Regions from separate parts of the Homo sapiens genome. Here region 2 is linked to region 1. The links are chromatin contacts, found by Hi-C or POLR2A ChIA-PET in ENCODE. All regions are on one chromosome and are shown on one strand. The core of a region is the stretch at or near the end of the contact, and the rest is flanking DNA. Distances in the headings are between cores, read along the strand shown. Region 1 overlaps LOC101929710 (a long non-coding RNA gene). Region 2 overlaps LOC101929710 (a long non-coding RNA gene).

Evidence for each region. Hi-C counts contacts between places; a loop is a spot of excess contacts on that map. ChIA-PET counts read pairs that join two places held with the same protein, here RNA polymerase II (POLR2A). Pooled maps may share reads with other maps.
Region 2: a map with no recorded cell type shows a loop between it and region 1 (5-fold over the local background). The contact joins two enhancer-like sites. A Hi-C loop is called at or near these places in 1 of 168 maps with a recorded cell type or tissue (IMR-90), 4 of 37 single-sample maps with no recorded cell type and 3 of 50 pooled maps. POLR2A ChIA-PET finds 5 or more read pairs at or near these places in 2 of 52 experiments (AG04450 and HepG2).

What each region holds. Positions count from the first base shown.
Region 1 is chr5:96,174,648-96,180,080 of GRCh38, forward strand. All of the region lies in intron 1 of LOC101929710 (a long non-coding RNA gene), which reads left to right. It also overlaps a transcript of CAST not described here. Among named protein-coding and RNA genes, the nearest start is that of MIR583, 98 kb to the left of the region's middle. Within about 2 kb of position 2,829, at least 3 of the 41 ENCODE cell types and tissues checked have a DNase peak (open chromatin) inside an H3K27ac peak, as active enhancers do.
Region 2 is chr5:96,277,450-96,282,882 of GRCh38, forward strand. The region is part of intron 1 of LOC101929710 (a long non-coding RNA gene); the gene reads left to right. It also overlaps a transcript of CAST not described here. Among named protein-coding and RNA genes, the nearest start is that of PCSK1, 150 kb to the right of the region's middle. RefSeq lists an enhancer at 2,850-2,899. Within about 2 kb of position 2,827, at least 2 of the 41 ENCODE cell types and tissues checked have a DNase peak (open chromatin) inside an H3K27ac peak, as active enhancers do.

The sequences.
Region 1 (5,433 bases), core at 1,579-4,078:
TTAGAAATGATACAGTTGTATACTCTCTCTTTCTAGCTTCTGGCTCATGATTTGTAATCTTGTTAATGTCTTTTCTAACCAATCAAAATAAGTAAAAATGTGTTTTTATAGTAGTGTTGCCATAGAATTAATGAGGCCTAACCATGTACAATCTCTGTGTGATTGGTCCCCAAAATAGTATTTGTGTGGTATTCTAACATTTCAGCAAATAATATATTTAAAGGTTTTCTTTTCAATCTTTAATGAAATCAAAAGCTTTCCTCCTCAATCTTTTTGTATTCATTTCAGATTTATCTAGGCAAACTGATATTAATAATTTTTATCAAGGTAATAGGTATACAATACTTTTTACTAGATTTTCTAATATATATGAAAACATATTTAACTTCAGATTTTTTAAACTAATCCAGAAGAAAAGCAACTGAAGTTTTTAAATTTAGAAGACATAGATTTTTCTTATTTTTATTATTGGTATTCTAATAGTATACTAAGAAAATGTAATATAAGCTACTTATAAAATAGTACATGCAATTAAATGAAGTCAGTGTACTACACTATAATAGTTTGTCATTGGACAGAACTCATCAGTTGGCCGGTTAGTACATGTGAATTTTGCATGAAGTACAAGGGACTTTCAGTTCTGGGCAACCAGTGCCAGTGAAAGTACCCTACTGGCCAAGATGGAAATTACTTTGATTTTGAGGTTCCTTGTTTCACATGCATTAAAAAAAATTATCGAGTATCTACTGAATGCCAAGGACTCATTTAGGCTCTGGAGGTATAAAGAACTAAATAAGACAAACAAGATCCCTGCTGTTATAGAAACTATTATTTAGTATGGAGAATTGAAAATAAACTAGTAAACACATAAATGATTGAGAGCATCTCAAAGAGATAGACATGTAATTTAGATGGTAAACAGGGCAATGGGCTATAAATTAATTGGGGTAACTTTACACAACGTTGGTCAGTGATGTCCTTTCTAAAAGCGTGACGTTGTTGCTGTGACCTGAATGACATGAAGCAACTATCTATGGAACAATGTGTGTTAGTGTTTCACATGGATGCCATGCATGTTTTTGTTTTAGTGGTTAGACTAGAGTGATGCTTCCACTCAGTGAGATAGAGCAGTATGTTTAAATATGTGTTAGTTTGCTCAAACTTTTGTGATGCTTTTCTAATACATCCTGGTTATTTTTCTTAAATATTCCTATTCCAGCACTAAGAGTACAGAGTTAATTCCTTTATGAGGTCCTGTTTGAAGTGCAACTGCTGATGTATAATTTCACAAACATCATTCCGCCTCTAGTAATGTTATTTCCTTGCAGCAATAATAGTCCAAGTGGGTAAGTGCTACCATAGCGGAAATTACAGGGAGCTAAGGGCTCGTCTAGCTCTATTTTGGAGGCTAGGTAAGGCTTTCTGAAATAAGAGGTTTCTAAACTGTGATCTGAAGGACAAAGAGAATTTTCCCAGGCCCAGGGAATAGGAGGACAAGACAGAAAAGTCTTCTACACAGAGGAACATGTGCAAAGGCCTTCGGAGAGAGAGAGAATGTGGTACATTTGGGGAACTGCCAATAATTTGCATTTGGCTGAAGTGTATAGTTCAAGAGATAAAGTGATAAAAGAGAAGGCAGTCTAGAGAAAGGAGCAGGAGCTGATTACAGATAAGCTTTGCTGAAGATTTTAGGCTGAGGAAAAGGACAACTTTTATTCATTAATTCAGCAAAACTTTATGAAGTGCCTTATGTGCTATGCACTGTTTTAGGCACTGGGAATACATCAGTGAACAGACAGAAGTCCCCACCTTCATTCTGTCTACATTCTAGGGGGCAAGGTAGATAGCAAACTAAGAAATTCTTAGGTAAGATGCCAAGTTTTTGAGGATTTTTGAGTTTGATGCAATATGGAAGCAATTTTTCAACTGGTAACACTTGAGAAGTCACAGGTTAACACCAAAGAATATGTATATTTTTGACAATGCCACTTGAGATTTTGGCATACTTTCACTTTTCTGAGTGAAACTAAACTAAAAGTTTGTCAGTCACAAGGACTGGCTTTTCTTTCTTCCTGAGCCCCTTCTGATAAGGACCTTTTCATAACCCTGTATCGCATGAGTTCTCAATGGTGTTAATTAAATTAGTAGAGCAGTAAATTGGTAGTGAGGCTGCTACTGCTTTCTTAAATAATTTGGAGCTCAATGGAATTACATTGTTTTGCAGAGATTCTTTAATAATGTGCCTTTAAGCTTAGGACTGCATCATCTAAATTTCTCTGTCATAGAACTTTTTGGAAATTGTACCAAACTGGGAGTATATGCTATTATAATACTTAAGAATTCAAATAACTTTTCATGTCTTAATGCATTTGCCCTAAAGTAAGAGTTGGTCACACATGTGAGTTGAATCTAAGAAGTTTAGTTTTGTGATTGAGCAAATTTATTATTATGATTATTATTATTAATTTTAGAGATGGTGAAATTATCCCTCATTAAAAAATCTACTCTGCACTTTACCAACGGAGTAGATTTTGCTGAAGTGCTAACAGATTGCTCTAAAGATACATTCCAAATTACCACCAACTTCCTATTTTGGGAAAAAAAGAAAGGAATCCAGTTTTAAGCCTCTGTCTCTTTAAAACAAAATGCGAGGTGGTGAACTATGTGGCACTTTTGATTATATGTTGAAACCACACTAAGTCCCTGAAATCCAAGAGAATATTGTACTCTGGTCCTTTGTGCAGAATGCTCACATGAGTGCTTACAGGAACCAATCCAGAAGCAAATTGCTGCTGATAGTAACTGACAGCATGAATTACTGCATTTTCAGAGACTCTGCCAGGATCAACCCGTATGATCTCACTTTTGCTCATATAGCAAGCTGAATATGTGCATGTGCTAGAACAAGCCTCCCAAGTTCAGGGAATGGCAAGGTCTCTCAGCAGTTTGAAAATAGCCAGCACCTTTGAAATGAATCACTGTGGCATCTAGTCAGCTCATACTTATAAAACCGGTTTTTCTTTGGTTAATTTCTGACCTTAAGCATGTAAAATCTCTTAGAAAAAGGAGGAACTGATTCATCTGTTTATTTGTCATGTGAAAACCAGACAAGTCAATGAGTGCTGAGGACAACATCAATTTCTCCTTAGCAAGCCGAGCTGCTTCTGGTTCTGCAACTCACTCTGGTCCGTTTGGAGACGTTTTGCAGCTAGTGATTCCCCTGTTGATTCTTAACAACTTTCAGAAATCTTCCTGTAATTTTGAACAAATAAGAACATTGAAGGAAGAACTGTACTCTTCGCTAGAAATACTCAATTGACATAAAATATATCTGATGGAAAATGCTCTAAAAATGAATTCATATTTTGTATACCAACACAACCAAGATCACTAAAATATAATTCAAACATGAGAAGAACTCATCTCAAATATACATATCTGGACATAAAAGTAGGAACTGGAAACATTTGTCCAAAAGATGAAACCATAGATTCAATATCCACAACCACAACCCAAGATCAGTCTCAAGATTTCTTCCATTATTTCAGGACATTATAAAACTCACCTAAATAGTAATAAAATTGCAGGGGAATCTGCATGATTTAATGCCTTTGCCCATCATTAGCAATGTAATCTAGTATTTCTGGGAAAACATAGACCTTCTGAGGTCTTTAACTCTGTTCTTGGCAGACAAAAAGCCTTCCAGGTCATCTTTAAAGACATATTTATTTTTAATTCTTAGGTCTACACATGTTTTCTGTTAATAAGTTGGAATCTTAAGATTGTATTCACTTCTTTATTTATTTTAAAAAATACTCAGTTCTCCTGAAACAATGGTGCCTTTGAAAATGAGGGGGCTAATAGAATAGAAGAAAAAAAAAGAAGCCTTTCCTTCTTTGTTCCATGTTTTGCTTTCTCTAGAAGGGGTGATGGGCTCTAGTCTTTGCAGGATATTTCTCAGTGAGTTAGCACTGCTCTAATGGTGGCCTTTGAGAGAAAGAGGAAAAGTGGGAGAGCCTTGTTTGTTATGGGGGAGCACTGGCTGGTTGAAGACAATCTGAAGGGGAGGTTTTTATCTTGGAGAGCCCTTCCTGGGGAAAATCAGAGGTGGAGATAGACAATCCCAGCATGGTACATGGGATAATATGATGGAGTAATGGGTGCATAGATGAGAGAGCACTTATCTCTCAACTTGGACATTTTACAGGCCTATTTATACGGGCCTCATTCAACAGGTTCAAACTCAACTGATTACTTCTTGCTCCTCCTTCTGTGTTCCTGATCTCAATGAAGCCCCATCTTCCATCCCAGCAAGAAGAGAGAGAAACTTAGGGGTTCCCTCTTGACTCTCTTTTGCCCTTGTACACCAATCAGTCACGAAGACCTGTCAATTATAACTCATTTATCTCTCTCAAGTTCTCAAATTTCATCTTCTTCTCATACTAAATACATATATGTCCTCTCCTTTACAAATAAGCCTGCTAACTGCCCCATCCTTGGTCTCTCCAATCTGATCTCTATCTACACTGTCTAAAACACACATATGACCATCTCATTCTTTTACTTAAAAGGCTCTCCATTGCGTTCAGGAAAAAAATAAAATCAAAACTCCCTTAAATGGAATATTTACCTCTCAATGAATATTCCCTGTCCTACCCTTGCTTCATCACAGGTTTTGTCTTGAATGCCCTCTCTCTGTCCTTTCTTCTCCTGGATAATTCCTACTTATCTTTCACATTTTGATTCAGCTATTACCTCCTCCTGGAAGACTTCCCCAAACCTCTTCCTGACCCTCATCACAAAAGGTTCCCAGTGTCCCTTGTTTTGACCACTGTGCTAATACATCATGTATCTTGAGGGCAAGTGCAGGGTTTTCATTGTTTCCAACTCAGCAGCTAGCATAGTGCCTGGCACATTGTAGATGAATGAATATGGGGATTAATCAGACAAAGTGACACAGAGAAGGCGGAGTTGTGCTGACTCACACTTGAGGGAGGAATAGGACAAAGCAGAGAGGGGTATTTAAGGCAGAGGGAGCATGTGCAGGAGCACGAGAGCACTTGTCACGTTGAGAGAACGTTACACGGTTTAGAACTGGTAGAGTGTAGGCCGGGCGCGGTGGCTCACACCTGTAATCCCAGCACTTTGGGAGGCCGAGGCGGGTGGATCACGAGGTCAGGAGATCGAGACCATCCTGGCTAACACGGTGGAACCTCATCTCTACTAAAAATACAAAAAAATTAGCCAGGCGTGGTGGCGGGTGCCATAGTCCCAGCTACTCCAGAGGCTGAGGCAGGAGAATGGCAGGAACCCGGGAGGTGGAGCTTGCAGTGAGCTGAGATTGCAGCCTGGGAGACAGAGCGAGACTCCATCTCAAAAAGAAAAAAAAAAGAACTGCTAGAGCGTAAAAGGTGAGATACAGACATCTGTGGC
Region 2 (5,433 bases), core at 1,577-4,076, 100 kb after region 1:
TATGCTTATTGGTCACTGAGATCTCATCTTCTGCAAATTAGCTGATTATATTATTTCATTGCTTATTTTTTCTATTAAACATGGCAAATAAGGATGACTAAATAAATATTCTCAAGTTTGTCTAAAAAAATTTTAAAAACCAAAGGTAGTGGGTGGGTGGGGATCGGAGAAGCTGTTAAGAATCCAGAAGTAAAATTCTAGATAATATCAGTGTGGAGAAGAGAGGAGTAGAAACTAAAGGGATGTGAGTGTGTGCTAAAAATATAGTCTCAAAATATACAAAACATCATCATTAAGTAAGGTTTTTTTTTTTCCCACCAGAAGTATATGAATGGTCAACATTAGAAAATCTCAATGAATTTCAATGTATTTATAGTCTTAAACATTTAAAAAAATTGTATGTTCATTTCAATTGATACAGGAAAATGATTTGATAATAGCAGCCAGCAGGCCATGAGTGTGGTGGTGGTGGGCAGGTAATGTAATAAGAAATTAACCATCCCCCTTCTCTGAAGGCTGGTGACCTTCCTGCTTACAGCTGTACCTTAACTGGAGGGTGGGGAGTCTTAATTTTGAATTAAAATAGAGTTTTTTTTTTTCAATTTTGTTTTGTCTTAGATTGGGTTTTCTAGAAGCAGAGTCTGAGAGTGGGATTTAGGGGAGAACAAAATTTTAAGGAATGCTCTTCAGAAAAAGTCAGTAAGGTTAGGGATGAAGAAGAAGAAGCCAAGCAAGTATGTGATTTCAGGAGACATCTAGCCTTCCCTCATCTGTGGGGGAGTGGTTTGTATGTAAGTTGCACAGCAGACTGTTCCTCCTAGAACCACAGGCTGGCCTTTTGTCCCTTTGTAATCAGTCTTTGATGTGTGTGTGTGGTGAGGGGGTCAAGATTTACCAGGCAGGATGGTACCTGCCAGCTAATGGCAGTTCTGAGAGAACACTCCGGAAACCATGCCTAGGTAATCTTCACAGCAACTGAGAGATGGGTGTACCTGCCTGGTAAATGGAATGGGGAATGGGGTGGAGAACATGGTAGCTTCTGCCACACTGGTTCATACATGCAGCTGGAATTTCTAGTATCTGAATTAAGGATTATATTTTACAACTTAAAGTGATCATAGGATTTTGTATATCCTAGGTATGCTTAGAAAAAGCATGGGATTGCTTATTTCCATCCAGGGGAAGAGGAAGATGTCCCCTGCCTACGAAAGACAGCAGAAGATAGAAAACAAAAGCAAAATGGCTTTTTGTGATTACACCTCTTGAGTCCTGCATGCTCAATATACCACTTGTGTATACACACACACATGCATATACACATACACTGTGCATGTATGCACATGCATTCATATTTCATCATGTATCATGCCACACACATGCAGTTACATGCATGTATATATACATATGCATAAATACATGCATCCACATATTTCATCTACTATCTCTCATCATATCCTATAGCTTAAAAAATGTTGTAGTCTTATAATGACCATATAAGCAGCCACTGTTAGCACCATTATGTATAAACATTAAAATCTGTACAGCTATTAATGCTATATCAGAAGGATGGATGATACTCATATTTTCTTGTCAGCATTCTATTTCTTTGAATTAGAGAAAGCTGAAAAGAGAGTATTTCTTTTTCTGCCAAATATCTGGAAACACTTGGTCTCTCGGGTGGACTTCCAGCCAAATGAGGATCTCTGCAGGAATGGAAGAAATCACACACTCTGCTCCAGGAGCCTCTGTTTGCCAGGTCACATTGCTTTACTCTGGATTTCTACCATTTGATCGAAGGTCAGTCCAGAGACTTGAGGCCCACTGTGGTGCTGCAGATGGCCCAGTCTTGCCAGGGAAATGTGTCCCCTTGTGTTTTTGCCAGCTGCGGATCTGAAGATGAGATGTTTGCATCTCTAACACCTCACTTTTTGTGCCAAACCAGGCCTGCACTGCAAGGAATCCCCCTGCCAATTTTCCTTTATTAAAAAGATACTCCTTTCCATGCCCAAGAATAATATTATGGAAAAGGATAACCATTTAGCTATGTTTGACCATGGTCCTAAGGAATTCAGCAGGATCCCACAGAATTCCAAACAACGTATTTTTTAATTCACAAGCAAAGGATGAAAGGCACATTAATAGACATGATAAGAACAGAAGATGGGTAATTCTTCTAGAAGGCTTTACAGTGTCACTAGAGCACCATGTATCAATGTTCTGATTAATGTTCTTATACCACAGCTATACATGGTATACTTGCATTATATTTTGAGTAATAATAAAATATGCTTCTTGAGAAGTTATAAAAACTGAGCTGACCATTAAGGATTTGGCATCTTATTTTGCTGTATGGGAAGACATTTAGCATGTGGTTTCACACCCAGCCTGTAGGAGTTCATCCAAGTTCAGTGGTCCTAGACACAGTCAACATCCTCTTCTTTTAGAGTTCAGATAGCCCCACTAACATTCAGAATCTCCAAGCACACACTGCACCATTTTTTTAAAGCACATCCTTTAGCGCCAGACAACAGGCAAACACTAATGAAGTTCCAGGTAGAGGCATGTTTATTTGTTTTCTGTGGTTCAGAAACCATTTCCGTTTGCTTGAATAACACATTGTCTAAAAGCAATTTCCTTTCTGTCTCCATGGCTCCTTGAAATGGTAAATTATTAAAATAATCAGGCCTACTGGTGCCATAATGAACAAGAGGTGATCTCGTATTGGAGGCACTAAGCAGAGAAAAAGATTTTTTAAATTACCGTAAATTCATTCTCTGGTACTCAACGTTGTGGTTTTTGTTGCTGTTTGGTAGTTCCTAATTCCACTCCCCCAGTCCCCACACACACACTCCTTGGTTCCAATATTGCATTATAAAGATGATTCATATTAGGATAAAGTTTTGTCTCTCAGCCTACATCACTTCTCAGGACAGGTAATGAGTAAGAAGAGAACAATGAAATGACTAACAATGAAGTAGAATTCACAAACAAAACTGAATGAAGTTGCTTGAAAAGAAAATTTTGCTTATAGGTAAGTCTCTGTACGGAGAGAGCCAATGCATCCAGATTCAACTGCTAATCAGAAAATCTGGGTTTTGGCCCCTGCTCTGACACCAACATGACTTTGGGTAAGACCCATACCCACACTAAGCCTCAGTTTCCACTTCTGTAAAATGGTAACACTAGTTACTCACTTTGCTTATTTAAGTATCAAATGAGATAATGTATGTGAAAATACTTCATGAACTATGAACCACTTTACTAATATAAAATACCAGTAGAACAGAACATGTGTTAAAGGTAGAGGTAAGATTTTTTTTTTTTTCTTAACTGTTGTCCTTTTGTATGTATTCACACTAACACTAAGCCCCTGTTACCTCAATTCCTACTCCTAACTGGTCTCTGCGATTCCATTCCACCCTTCAAAATCCTTTCAGTCCCTCCTGTACTTTGAAGCCAGGTGAATCTTCCTGAATTATTAATTTCCAGGGAAATGTCTTGCAAGCCTGTGGAGCTCCATGTGGTGTTTAAAATAATAGAAACAATATGCCCATGGCAAAGGAATAATGTGGATGATAATGTAATCCAGATGTCAGTTTAGACCTCTCTGTCTCTTGAGAATCTGGAGATATCAAGATACATTGATTCTGACTCCCAATTCTAGAGCCCATAATTGGTCAAAATAATGTCATATGCATTATTGAGAGCAATACTTCCTCATGGTTGCTGATTCATCTGGACTTTTATTGTTGTTGTTGCAAATGACAGAAACTCAAGTTTTAACATCCTAAGCAACAAGTAAATAGGCTGGCTTATTTAACTGAAAAACTCAAAAGGTAGCATGACTTTAGGCGTGACTAGATCCGGTGACTCAAATTATATTAACAGAATTCTTTTTGTTTTTGCTCTGCCTTTCTCTGAGTTGTCTTCATGCTCAGGCAGTGTCTCTGTGTGTGGTGAACAGTTGATGAAGGCAATGAATTAACCAAGATTAATCAGCAGTTAATTACAGCTGCAAGTAACAGGAAAAATGCTAAGTGGCTTAAACAAGATAGTTTATTTCTCTCTCACATAAGGGTCTAGTTGTAAGCAATTCACGGCAAGTAAGACAATTATGTCCCCCAGAAGACTTCAGCTGCTTATCATTACAGTTTTCTGCCTTGCCATCCCTGGTTCACAATGGAGCTCCGGCCATGATGTCCATGTCCCAAGCAGCAGATGCGCGAGGAGAGAAGTAATGATGAAGGGTACAAAGCAACTGTTTCTTAAAAAAGGTATCTGAAAGCTCTCACATGACATTTTCACTTACATGGCATTGATGTGGCCATATGTAGCTACATTTTCCAAGGAAGGCTGGAAAATGTAGGCTTTTATTCTACGTATTGTGTAAGACCATTTGCCTAGCTGAAACTTTATTATTGTGAAAAAAAGAGGGAACAGATATTGGAGAACAATTAACATCTTCTGCTAGTAGAAATTCTATTAGCTTTATCAACTCCATGGAGAGAGCATCTTCTCAGGTCCTGTAAAAAACTCCTGGCAACGCTCTTATAGGCTCCACTTGAGTCCTATGTCCATTGTTGAACGATCACTTTCTGGGGTGGTTTGACCAGACCTAGCATGTGCTCACCCCCGTGGTGGTGATGAGGGTAGAGCCGGAAAGGTAACATACGCACCACATGGGATGGATTCCTCCAGGAGAAAAGCTATGTGTGTGTTGGCGGGGTGGGGGTGGGGTGTCTAATACCAGACAAAGGAGGCAGGGAAGCTGGATTGCTATAAATAACAGACGTCCACCACAGCTTCTCTGTCTCCAGCTTCAGCATGAGAACATTCTGTTTTATCCTGTGTCAACTGAGAGGCAAAATTCAGTTCCTTCGCTGAGTGAAAAAAATCTACTTCCGCTATCATTTCTGTACAAAATGGTCAGAGGAACATCTTTCCACATATGTCTAAGTATGACAAAAACCTTAATATTAGCTAGGCAATGAGATGTGAACATTGTATTAATGGAACAAATCCTTGGAGTTGTGCAGTGCATAACCTAAACAACCTTATGAGGCATCCCTGGATACTGTCGTCAGAAATTTTATCCAAGTATCAATCACCAACTGGTATAGCACTAGGAAGGGTTTTTATTTTTTATGACTCTTGTAGGTAAATATTCATAAACACCATAATTTTACCACTTATTGTATTTTAAAACACTTTTAAGTTGTCACCTATTAAAGACTAACAGTGAAAACTCCAACTTTTGTCATTGTGGGGTTATCATAATTTTAAGAATAATTGCTAAATCAGCCATTCTAAAAAAATATGCTGATTTTATCAAGTTAGTGCTTTCCAACCTTGGCTGCAACTTAGAATCACCTGAGGGTTCATAGAAAAAAAATTTGTTGGCCGGGCGCGGTGGCTCACGCTTGTAATCCCAGC